Linked DNA regions of Homo sapiens: region 1 is linked to region 2. Evidence: read pairs that join two places in POLR2A ChIA-PET (ENCODE). Cell type or tissue: GM12878. All regions are shown on one strand. Region 1 has its middle 110 kb from the start of RIPOR2. Region 2 overlaps GMNN (geminin DNA replication inhibitor).

What was found. Peaks named below come from ENCODE experiments on the same cell type or tissue, not always from the same donor. Only the 100,000 strongest peaks of a DNase experiment are listed, where the experiment ranks them.
Region 1: POLR2A ChIA-PET joins it to region 2 with 8 read pairs; 1 of 35 experiments calls an interaction of 5 or more read pairs at or near these places.

Annotation. Positions count from the first base shown.
Region 1 is chr6:25,040,286-25,045,285 of GRCh38, forward strand. It overlaps a transcript of RIPOR2 not described here. Among named protein-coding and RNA genes, the nearest start is that of RIPOR2, 110 kb to the left of the region's middle. In GM12878, a CTCF peak has its summit at 2,434; DNase peaks (open chromatin) are centred at 1,028, 1,906 and 3,015; H3K4me3 peaks cover 2,816 bases; H3K27ac peaks cover 3,244 bases.
Region 2 is chr6:24,777,362-24,782,361 of GRCh38, forward strand. GMNN (geminin DNA replication inhibitor) reads left to right here. Exons shown (of 7, transcript NM_015895.5): 3 at 3,302-3,379; 4 at 4,116-4,260. Among named protein-coding and RNA genes, the nearest start is that of GMNN, 4.9 kb to the left of the region's middle. In GM12878, no CTCF peak of the experiment used is centred here; a DNase peak (open chromatin) is centred at 2,290; H3K4me3 peaks cover 2,440 bases; H3K27ac peaks cover 3,702 bases.

The DNA of each region.
Region 1 (5,000 bases), 260 kb after region 2:
TTGTATTTTTAGTAGAGATGGGGTTTTACCATGTTGGCCAGGCTGCTCTTCAACTCCTCACCTCAGGTGATCTGCCCAACTCGGCCTCCCAAAGTGTTGGAATTACAGGCGTGAGCCACCGCGCCCGGCCTGTGTGATGGACTTCTAATGAGAACAACACCTAGCACATAAACCAGGGCTTGGCTACTGGTGGTCCACAGTTGTCACACGTTGCCTCAGAACATTGGTATTACATATTTAAAATTCAAAGAATAAACTGCCAACATTTAAACTTGAGAGCTTTCACATAGAAATTAGTGTTTCTTGCTTTTTTTTTTTTTTTTCGAGACAGAGTTTCGCTGTTGTTGCCCAGGCTAGAGTGCAATGGCACGATCTCAGCTCACCGCAACCTCCACCTCCTGGGTTCAAGTGATTCTCATGCCTCAGCCTCCTGAGTAGCTGGGATTACAGGCGTCCACCACCACGCCCGGCTAATTTTTGTATTTTTAGTAGAGACAGGGTTTCACCATGTTGGCCAGGGTGGTCTCGATCTCTTGACGTCATGATCCTCCCGCCTTGGCCTCCCAAAGTGCTGGGATTACAGGCATGAGCTACCGCATCTGCCTGCTTTTTTTGAAAAATTGGAAAATCCACCAACCTCTACCCCATTCCTCATGGAAACAATCTGATGGCATTGAATGGTGGGTGCCCCACTATGATGGGACACATATTTCCCCATTTGCTGCACCCTCTACCACTGCCTATTGCTACCTCATATTGAGGCCAAATGTCAGTTGTCATTTATCATCATGCTTTCACTATCATTTTTCTCACAACAGAGACAGGAAGAAAGTGAACTATTCCTTACCCCTGTGAAAACAGACCCCTTTCACTCATTCTTCTTAGCAGCCCAGCCCTCCACCCATTTGAATTTGCTGACATCTGAGATAAATAAACATCTCTAAAAACAGACACACACAAATTTGTTACTTGTTCATGAGAAATGGTCTTGGCATACATAGGAAATGCTTTTTCATTCTCAGATTACTCCAGCACTAAAAACTCCCTTTTGGTTAGAGTTCCTGTCTACTCAGTTGTGAGTTTGATAATTTAAGAAGCATACAATTGGGCCCTTTAAAGGAAATATGACTCACTGATCCTTGAATTTCACCTCATCTAGCGACACTGCTGATAACCTGTTTGATTCAGATGTTCCATTTTTTTCCCCACTGTAATAAACAAAAATTCCAATTCACATGACTCCTTGACCGATGTAAATATTTATTTGTATTTTCCATCTGGTTGGAGAAATAAAGAAAAGAGGCCCTGTGGCCCTGTCTTGCTCACCACTTGAAACAAAATGTATCTAGTTACCTCTAATTAGGATAGGGCTGGGAAGGAAATAGGAAGAGAGAGAGTCGGTAAAAAAATACCAAAGTCCATTGGAAAACGGAGCACAGGAAAGTGGAAGAGAGGAGGAAGGGGGAAAGATTGGAGAAGATTTGCAGAGGGCAAGAAATGAGTGTGTTGCGGGAAAGTGTGGAAAACAAAGGCAGAGAGTAGGTAACACCAGACGGGACACTCACGGTTGAGCTGGCGCCTCCGGATCCTGTCCCTCCATGGCCTGTTTCTGATCCAGTGTAATCGCGAAGGTAACACCATGGTCCCAACAGAGCGGCCTAAAACCTGCTCATGGCAAAGGAACAAAAGGGTCTTGCAGCTATCCTGGAAGTTAAGTCCAGACGTATAAAAATGAAAAAGAAAACTTAACCCCCCCCTTTTTGTTCTTTTCTTAAAAAAAAAAAAAAGAGTATTTGAGGCTTCCGTTGACTTCTTTTATCTTGTAACTTGCCTTGCCTTTCCTTCCCTTAACTTCCGACTGGCCCGAAGGCAGCTGCTGTGCTGGGCTGCCCTAGCCTCCTGTGCCATGTTTTATGCATGAAGATGATGGGGCGGTAATTTATTCAAGCAGAGACGATCACCGGGCTCCTGTGTCTGCCCTCGCGTCAGAGGAGCCGTGCAATGGCAGGGGGAGGGCAGGTGTGTCTGACTGCACGCAGGAATGGGCTGAAATGGGAATCCCTCTCTGTAGGCAGAAATGAAGAGCAGAGCTTTGCTGCTAGAGCTGAATCAGAGCAACACCCCTTACCTTTTAGGGCGTATGATTTATTTACTGCTGGGTCTCCGGTATCTAATATAGTGCCTGGCACTTGGTAGGTGAGCAATAAATATTTGTTGACTGAAAGAATGATTCGGTGATAACCAACATAAGTGATTTCATACTTTCTTTTTCACCAGTTAATCTGCCCAGTGCACTGTCTTCAAATATGTCTATTTGAATTTTCTCACCCATTCTTTTTCTCCACCTACGATCACACTTGCCCCTCACCTACTAGTTCATACTTCAAAGCCTCATTTTACATGAGGCTTTCCTGAAGCCATAGACATGGGGCTGTCCTCCACGCACCTATTGCTCTCACCTGCAGGTGGCCCATGTCTGCACTGCCCAAATTTGTTAGGCGTTTTGTTTGTTCTCTGATTTCTTTTAAAGCACGCATCCAGGCTGGATGAAGTAGCTCACACCTGTAATCTCAGCGCTTTGGGAGGCTGAGGTGGGAGGATCACTTGAGGCCAGGGCAACACAGCAGGACCCTATCTCTACAAAAAATTTTAAAATTAGTTGGTCTTGGTGGTGTGTGCCTATAGTCCCAGCTACTCCAGAGGCTGAGGCAGGAGGATTGCCTGAGGGAAGAGTTCAAGGTTGCAGTGAGCTATGATTGCACTTTTGCTCTCCAGCCTGGGCAACAGAGAAAGACTGTATGAAGAAAAAAGAGAAAAGAAAAAAAAATTGCCCACATTCAAATACTGAGTAAGCTTCTTGGTGGCGAGAACTGTATATTCCTCTTTCTGAGCTGCAACATACAGGGGTTTACATGGGGAAGTGGTACATCAAGGGGTGGTTTGGGGCAGTTTTAGTCAGCCCCCTAAATCTCCATCAGCTCCTCCTCAAAATTCCCCAAGTAAAAATACACTCTAACTAAATACATTATGTTGGCTATAATACCACACTTAGGTGCTACAGCCTCTTCCAAATATGTGGCTGAAGACTCTCTTACATAGACATTCTAAAGCTGCCCCTGGCAGGGGAAGCTCAGTACATTGATTGCTTACTTTGTTCCAAGCTTTTCCTCTGTGCAATGTCAGATTGCTCCAGAGAACAAACAGTTATTGATCAAGGCCTCAGGAGTAGTCTTGCCCTGAGGATGGAACTGAAAAAAGTGACACCCAAGTTACCAAATTTAGCCCAAGATAACCCATAAACTTGCTGATGGCAGAAACTCTGTCATTTATCTTTTGTGTCTCTCATGGTGCCAGAAGCAGAGGGACTGGGGGAAACTACCAAGAGATGGGAGTCAAAAGGCTTGTAATTGCAACTGACCAGGTGAGTGCTTTAGGCACATCTCTTGGTCTCGGTGTCTTGTTTTCTTCACTTAGAATGGGAATGACCTACAGATTTCAGAGTTGTCAAGAGGAAATGAGATCAAGTAACTCTTTAGAAGTTGGTAGGATACTGGACTGGCACCCAAGAGCTCAGGCTCCCCTTCTGTCACTATGTCTGGTGGTAAAGAGAGTGCATTCCAGAGCAGAAATGCCTGGGTGCAAACTCGTAGCACCCTATTTAGTATCTTCATGACATTAACATCCTTATGCCTCAGTCTCTTAATCTATAAAATGTGAGGATAAGAATGAGGGCCGCTGCCTTAGGGTTATGCTGATGACTTCATGAGTAAATACATGCTAAGGACTAAGACTTGTGTTTAGCATAGAGGAATTTCTCAATGTTGTCAGCAGCTATTATTAACTAGCCATGTGACTTCATGAAAGTTGGCAAATTCCCTGGGCCTCTGTTTCCTTATCTGCAATATGAGGGGGTCTGGGATACTTTATATCACAAGTTCTGTGTATTAGTTTCCTACTGCTGCTATAACAAATTACCACAAATTTAAAGGCTTAAAACAACACAGATCTATCATCTTTCAGTTCTGGAGGTCAAAGTCTGAAATGGGTCTTATAGGGTGAAAGTCGAGGTATAGGCAGAGCTGCATTCCTTCTGGAGGCTCCGGTGGAGGATCTGTTCCTTGCCTTTTCCAGCTTGTAAAGGCCCTTTGTATTCTATAAATCTATTTGCAGAGTGTCTTTGTTTACCTGAGGGACCACCACTCTGAGTCATTACATTAACTGGCAATTGCAGGTCATGTGGGACATTCCTGGTCTAGACAATTTCTTGTGGATCCTGATCCCTCATGTGCCAGCTCCCCAAGACTCATTTTCTGAATTAGGGGGGAAAGGTAGAGACCAAAATTAAGACAAAATCTACGTAAGGTAGCCAGTGAGGTTTTCTTGACTATTGCCACTGAACACAATTCCCTAGAATGGCAAATGCAGCATAAGAAAACTATATTTGGTAAACTGGACCAAGCAGAAGAAAGAATTTCAGAGCTTAAAGACTGGTCTTTTGAACTAACACAGTCAGACAAAAATTAAGAAAAAAGAATTTTAAAAAAGGAACAAAGTCTTCAAAAAATATGCGATTATGTAAAGCAACCAAACTTATGAATTATTGGCATTCCTGGGAGAGAAGGAGAAAAAATAAACAACCTGGAAAATATATTTGGTGGAATAATTCAAGAAAATTTCCCTAATCTTGCCAGAGAGATAGACATCCAGATACAAAAAAATCCAGCGAACACCTGTGAGATACTATACAAAATGAACATCACTAAGGAATACAGTCACCAGGCTGGGTCAATGCTAAAGAAAAAAATCTCAAAGATAGTTAGAGAAAAAGGGCAAATTACATACTAAAGGAACCCCATCAGGCTAACAATAGATTTCTTAGAAGAAACCTTATAAACCAAGAGAGATTGGGGGCCTGTGTTCAGTAGTCTGAAAGAAAAGAAATTCCAACCAAGAATTTCATATCTCATCAAACTAAGCTTCATAAGAAAAGGGAAATATAA
Region 2 (5,000 bases):
AATTTATCCAAATTTAGCCTGGCTATAATTTCTGTAAGCCTTGAGTTAGTCAGAGGATGAGTAACAATAGAGAACATTTTTAAAAAACTAATTACGGTTGAATATTAAGTCTGACCCAAGAATATGGGTTGTCTCTCTTATTTTGGTCTTTCAACAGTATTTTGTAGTTTTCAGAGCATGAATTTTACACTATTTATGTTAAATTTTTTCCTAAGTATTCTTTTTGAGGTTACTGTGAATGGAATTGTTTCCTTAATTTCATTCTCATTTGGTCATTGCTACTGTATAGGAAAATAATTGACTTTTGTGTCTTGATTTTGTGTCCTGAAACCTTGCTGAACTTAATAGTTCTAATTGTTTTTTAGTAGATTCTTCAGGATTTTCTTTTCTTTTTGTATTTTCTCTGTGAAGATTCCAGAAGTATCTTTAGGATTTTCTATGTATGAGATTATTACTGCTTTGTTTCTACTCTTATATTTCATGAAATGTTATTAAAATCCATTGTGTATATCTTCAGAATTAAGAGTCTTTGACCACAGACATGTTTTGCATTATATTACACATTTTTCTAGAGTATACCATATTCATTACCATCTAACCTATTTGATTTGTGATACTTTTTCAATCCCTATATGATACTTTCACTGGAAATCTTATTCCAAGTATTTACTCTTATGACAGCAGGACAGAGTTTGTTTAGTTTTGAGTTTATACTTCTGACTAGATTCATATTTATGGTTCTAAGTTAATTTACAATTTAGCTAGGTCCTTCCACACAACTTAAATTATATGAATACCTTGGGAATTGGATCACATCTTCAGGTAAACTATCAATTTGCGGTTTTAAATAAATAAAGAGCCAGGTGCCCATGGTGGCTCATGCCTGTGATCCCAGCTACTTGGGAGGCTGAAGTAGGAGGATTGATTGAGCTCTGGACTTTGAGAACAGCCTGGGCAACAAAGGGAGACCCTGTTTCTAAAAAACCATAATTAGCTGGGTGTGGTGGCACCCACTGGTAATCCCAGCTACTGGGAGGCTGAGGTGTGGGAGGAATTGCTTGAGCCTAGGAGTTTGGGCTTTGGTGAATTATGATTGCTTCACTGCACTCCAGCCTGGGTGACAGAGTAAGACCCTGTACCTAAAAAAATTTTTTTTATATTAAGTAAATTAAATTGAGTACCTAAAAGCCATTGATAAGTATAAGCAAGTACCTTTTGATGGGTTTTTTGTTTGCCTTGCTTTTCTTAGGATTCTTACAATATTTTTCTTGAATAAGAATGTCAATTGACATTATATTCGCATTGACAATTTGTGAATTTGATTCCATTAGCTTCCATTTAGGATGATGGCATCTTCCCACTGTGCTTTGTGTGTGATTATTTAAAATTTTTGTTATGAAATTTTTGAAATATTTAAAAGTATTTTAATAATTTACTTCCCCAGCTTCAGCAATTACCGCTATATGGCCAATCTGGTTTCATCTATGTCCTTATTTACTCCACTTTTCCTTCAGTGGATTAATTTGAAGCAAATCACAGCCAAATAATTTATATATTTCCAGCAGATTACATTTTAAAGAAAGTCTTGTGTTTACTAGCTACAGTGAAACTATCTTGAATATAAAGGATACTAGGTTCTGTTTGGTTTTGGTTCTACCTCCAAAACTGAGACCTTGGGTGGGTTAGTTAGCATTTCAGCCTTAGTTTACTCATCTGTAAATTGGGAGAACTGGACTAGAACTAGATCCTTGTGAGTTGCATGCAAAATTCTGTGTGAATGTGCTTTTATGTGAATTTTTTTGGGGAGAGGATTCACAGAGTATTAAATAGTTTTCCAAAAAGGTTAAGACCCATTAATATACAAGAAACTTTCTGGCTTTAAGAGTCTATTATTCCAATGCATACTCTATATACAGAAAATAATAATAGTAATGTTACATTGTTTTAGGCAAAAGTCTATATAGCTTATATAAATAAAAGTTAAATCTTGGAAATGGTCTTTTTTTTTGGTGACAGTTACTTAGCTGGCTTCTTTGACCATTATTAACAGAAAGCATTTAAATAACACCTCTTGTTAGTAAGGTTCCAACGTTACATTTTCTTTTATTTGTCTGGAGACTGTTGACTAATCTATAATCTAAATTATATCTGAAATGTTGATGTAATATTTGTCCTCACAGTAGCTGGCATTTGTCCTTCAGTTAAATGGTGAGATAATAATCAGCAGTAGAAACTTTACCGTGGGAAAGGTGAACTCTTATCATGTGAAGTACAGTGTGGAATCAGTAACTTTCTCACGCTGGTATGGTATCATGTTCTTGCTAACCTTGTTTGAGTATTCACCATTGTTTGCTATCCCATGGTGGCAGTATAACTAATGATATTTTGCAAAAATAGGAGAGAACTTTCAGATCATGAAATATACAGGAAGTTGTTTACATATTACAAGGAAGGCAATATTTTCACCAAAACAATAGCTTGGGCATTTTAGAGTATTTTAGTATGCCTCAGGCACTGACATTTTAGCCACCTTCTAATGAATGGGCTTGAAGCAGAACTGCTTCTACTATCAGGTAATGGTTGAGGGGGGATGTCTATTACACATGTACTTTGTTTTGTGTAAAGTATGTTCTGGAAAGTTACATTCTTTTGGTGAGTACATGTAAGTATTTGAGGGATATTCATGATTTAAGGAGGCCTGAAATGAATCTTTTTGATTAGGGAAAGAAATATTTTGCAGTGTAAATGATTAACCATTTCTTCCAGTTTACCTGTTTGGTGAGTTCATACCATAAATGTTACGATGTTTGGTTTTATAAAAGAGTACCTGTAAGTTTTTAGTTTCTGTGTGGAAGATTTTTTCAGAGAGAATACAGATAGCCTTCTTGTATTAGAATTTTGTCATATGTGGTTTGAAACTGTTCATTGGAGCTGAGGAATTTTGTTACGTTTGTTTTAACTAGATATGATTAACAAAATGACCATAGCAAGAGCATGCATTGAAATGAGAGAAGTTACGTGTGTTTGTGTCTAGTTTGGGTAATATGATTCATTCTTAAGAATTCTTCAAACTTTATTATAATTTTTGGAAATAACAAGTTTGTCAGTTGATTAAACCAGTGTCTTGTTCATAGGCGACCTTACGCAATTATATAGCAGACCAAATGTTTGTGTTGTTAGTGTTCCTTTTCCACCCCTAAATTATAGAAGGACTAAGAGTAACACTCCATACAGAAACTCAGTAACTAAATAACCATATTGCAACTCAGTAACAAGATAATGAATTATGCTGACTTTTTAGAATAGTTCTGTCCCAAGAAGAACTCTGAAGATGATTCAGCCTTCTGCATCTGGATCTCTTGTTGGAAGAGAAAATGAGGTATGCACTATATGGCTAAAATGGGGTACTGGTGATACAGTGTCTACATCGAAAACATTTCTACTATTTTCTTGGTCAGAAACACGTAAATTGTTGAAATTTGGAAATAATTTGGGAATCACAATTATATATTTCCCAAAGAAGTGATTTTGGTTTTAATTGTTCAATTTAAGAAGTTCGTCGGGTGCAGTGGCTCACGCCTGTTATCCCAGCACTTAGGGAGGCCGAGGTGGGTGGATCGCCTGAGGTCAGGAGCTTGAGACAAGCCTGGCCAACGTGGTGAAACCCCATCTCTACTAAAAGTACAAAAAAATTAGCCGGGCGTGGTGGCACACACCTATAATCTCAGCTGCTTGGGAGGCTTGAGGCAGGAGAATCACTTAAACCTGGGAGGTGGAGGTTGCAGTGAGCCGAGGTCACACCACTGCACTCCAGCTTGGGTGACAGAGCGAGACTCTAAAATAAAAATAAAAATAAAAAATTTTTTAAAAAATAAATAAATAATTTCAGCTAAGCTCTTGACCCCAGTCTAATCCAAAATAATTGTTGCAAATAAAATTCCTAAAATGTTACTATATGTTTTGGTAGAATTTTTAATTGTATAACTTTTTTAAAGATCCAGAGATGTGAAAAAGTTAGATATGCGTACTCTTTTTTTAATACATAAATGAAAAACCACCTAATTTCTTGTTAATTAAATCAAAGTAAATACAGTTGATAAGTGTTTTCATTATAGCTGTCCGCAGGCTTGTCCAAAAGGAAACATCGGAATGACCACTTAACATCTACAACTTCCAGCCCTGGGGTTATTGTCCCAGAATCTAGTGAAAATAAAAATCTTGGAGGAGTCACCCAGGAGTCATTTGATCTTATGATTAAAGGTATGAAAAAATAGATAACTTTTGTCTTAATTTTAAATTATGATATAAGGAAAAATTTGTTAATACTATTATGAATTCTGCCAATTACTGTAATCTGGGGATAGTATAACAGCACTATAAATGTTTTTGTATGTGACCATTTGTTTGACAAGATCCATGTGTGGATGAAATGTTAGGAAAAGGAGGCCCAGTGCAGTGGCTCACACCTGTAATCCCAGTAGCTTAGGAGGTTGAAGCAGGAGGATGGCTTGAGTCTAGAAGTTTGAGACTAGCCTGGACAACACAGTGAGGCTCTCTCTGTATGAAAAAATTAGCTGAGCATGGTGGCTTGTGCCTGTATTCCCAGCTACTCAGGAGGCTGAGTCAGGAGGATCACTTGAGCCTAGGAGTTTGTGGCCGCAATAAGCTATGTATGATAGCACCACTGCACTCCAGCCTGGGATACAGGGCAAGACCCGGTCTCTGAAGGAAAAAAAAAGGGTAGGGGGAAAGGATAGTTATTAATATGACAGCTCTGATAATTGGATTGCCTTGTAGGGGTTTACAAGACTTGGAAATAGGCTTTTTAGAAGAAAAATGTTTAGATAATGAGTTCGAGGTATGAAAGGAATTTGAATATTCCAGGAGAGTATGGCATAAGGAAACCAATAAAAATATGGATGAAGAGTAAAGATGAATGAGAAGAATTATGCCTATAATAAGTACTAGTTTTTAATAGAATGGTAGTATACATCAGAAGA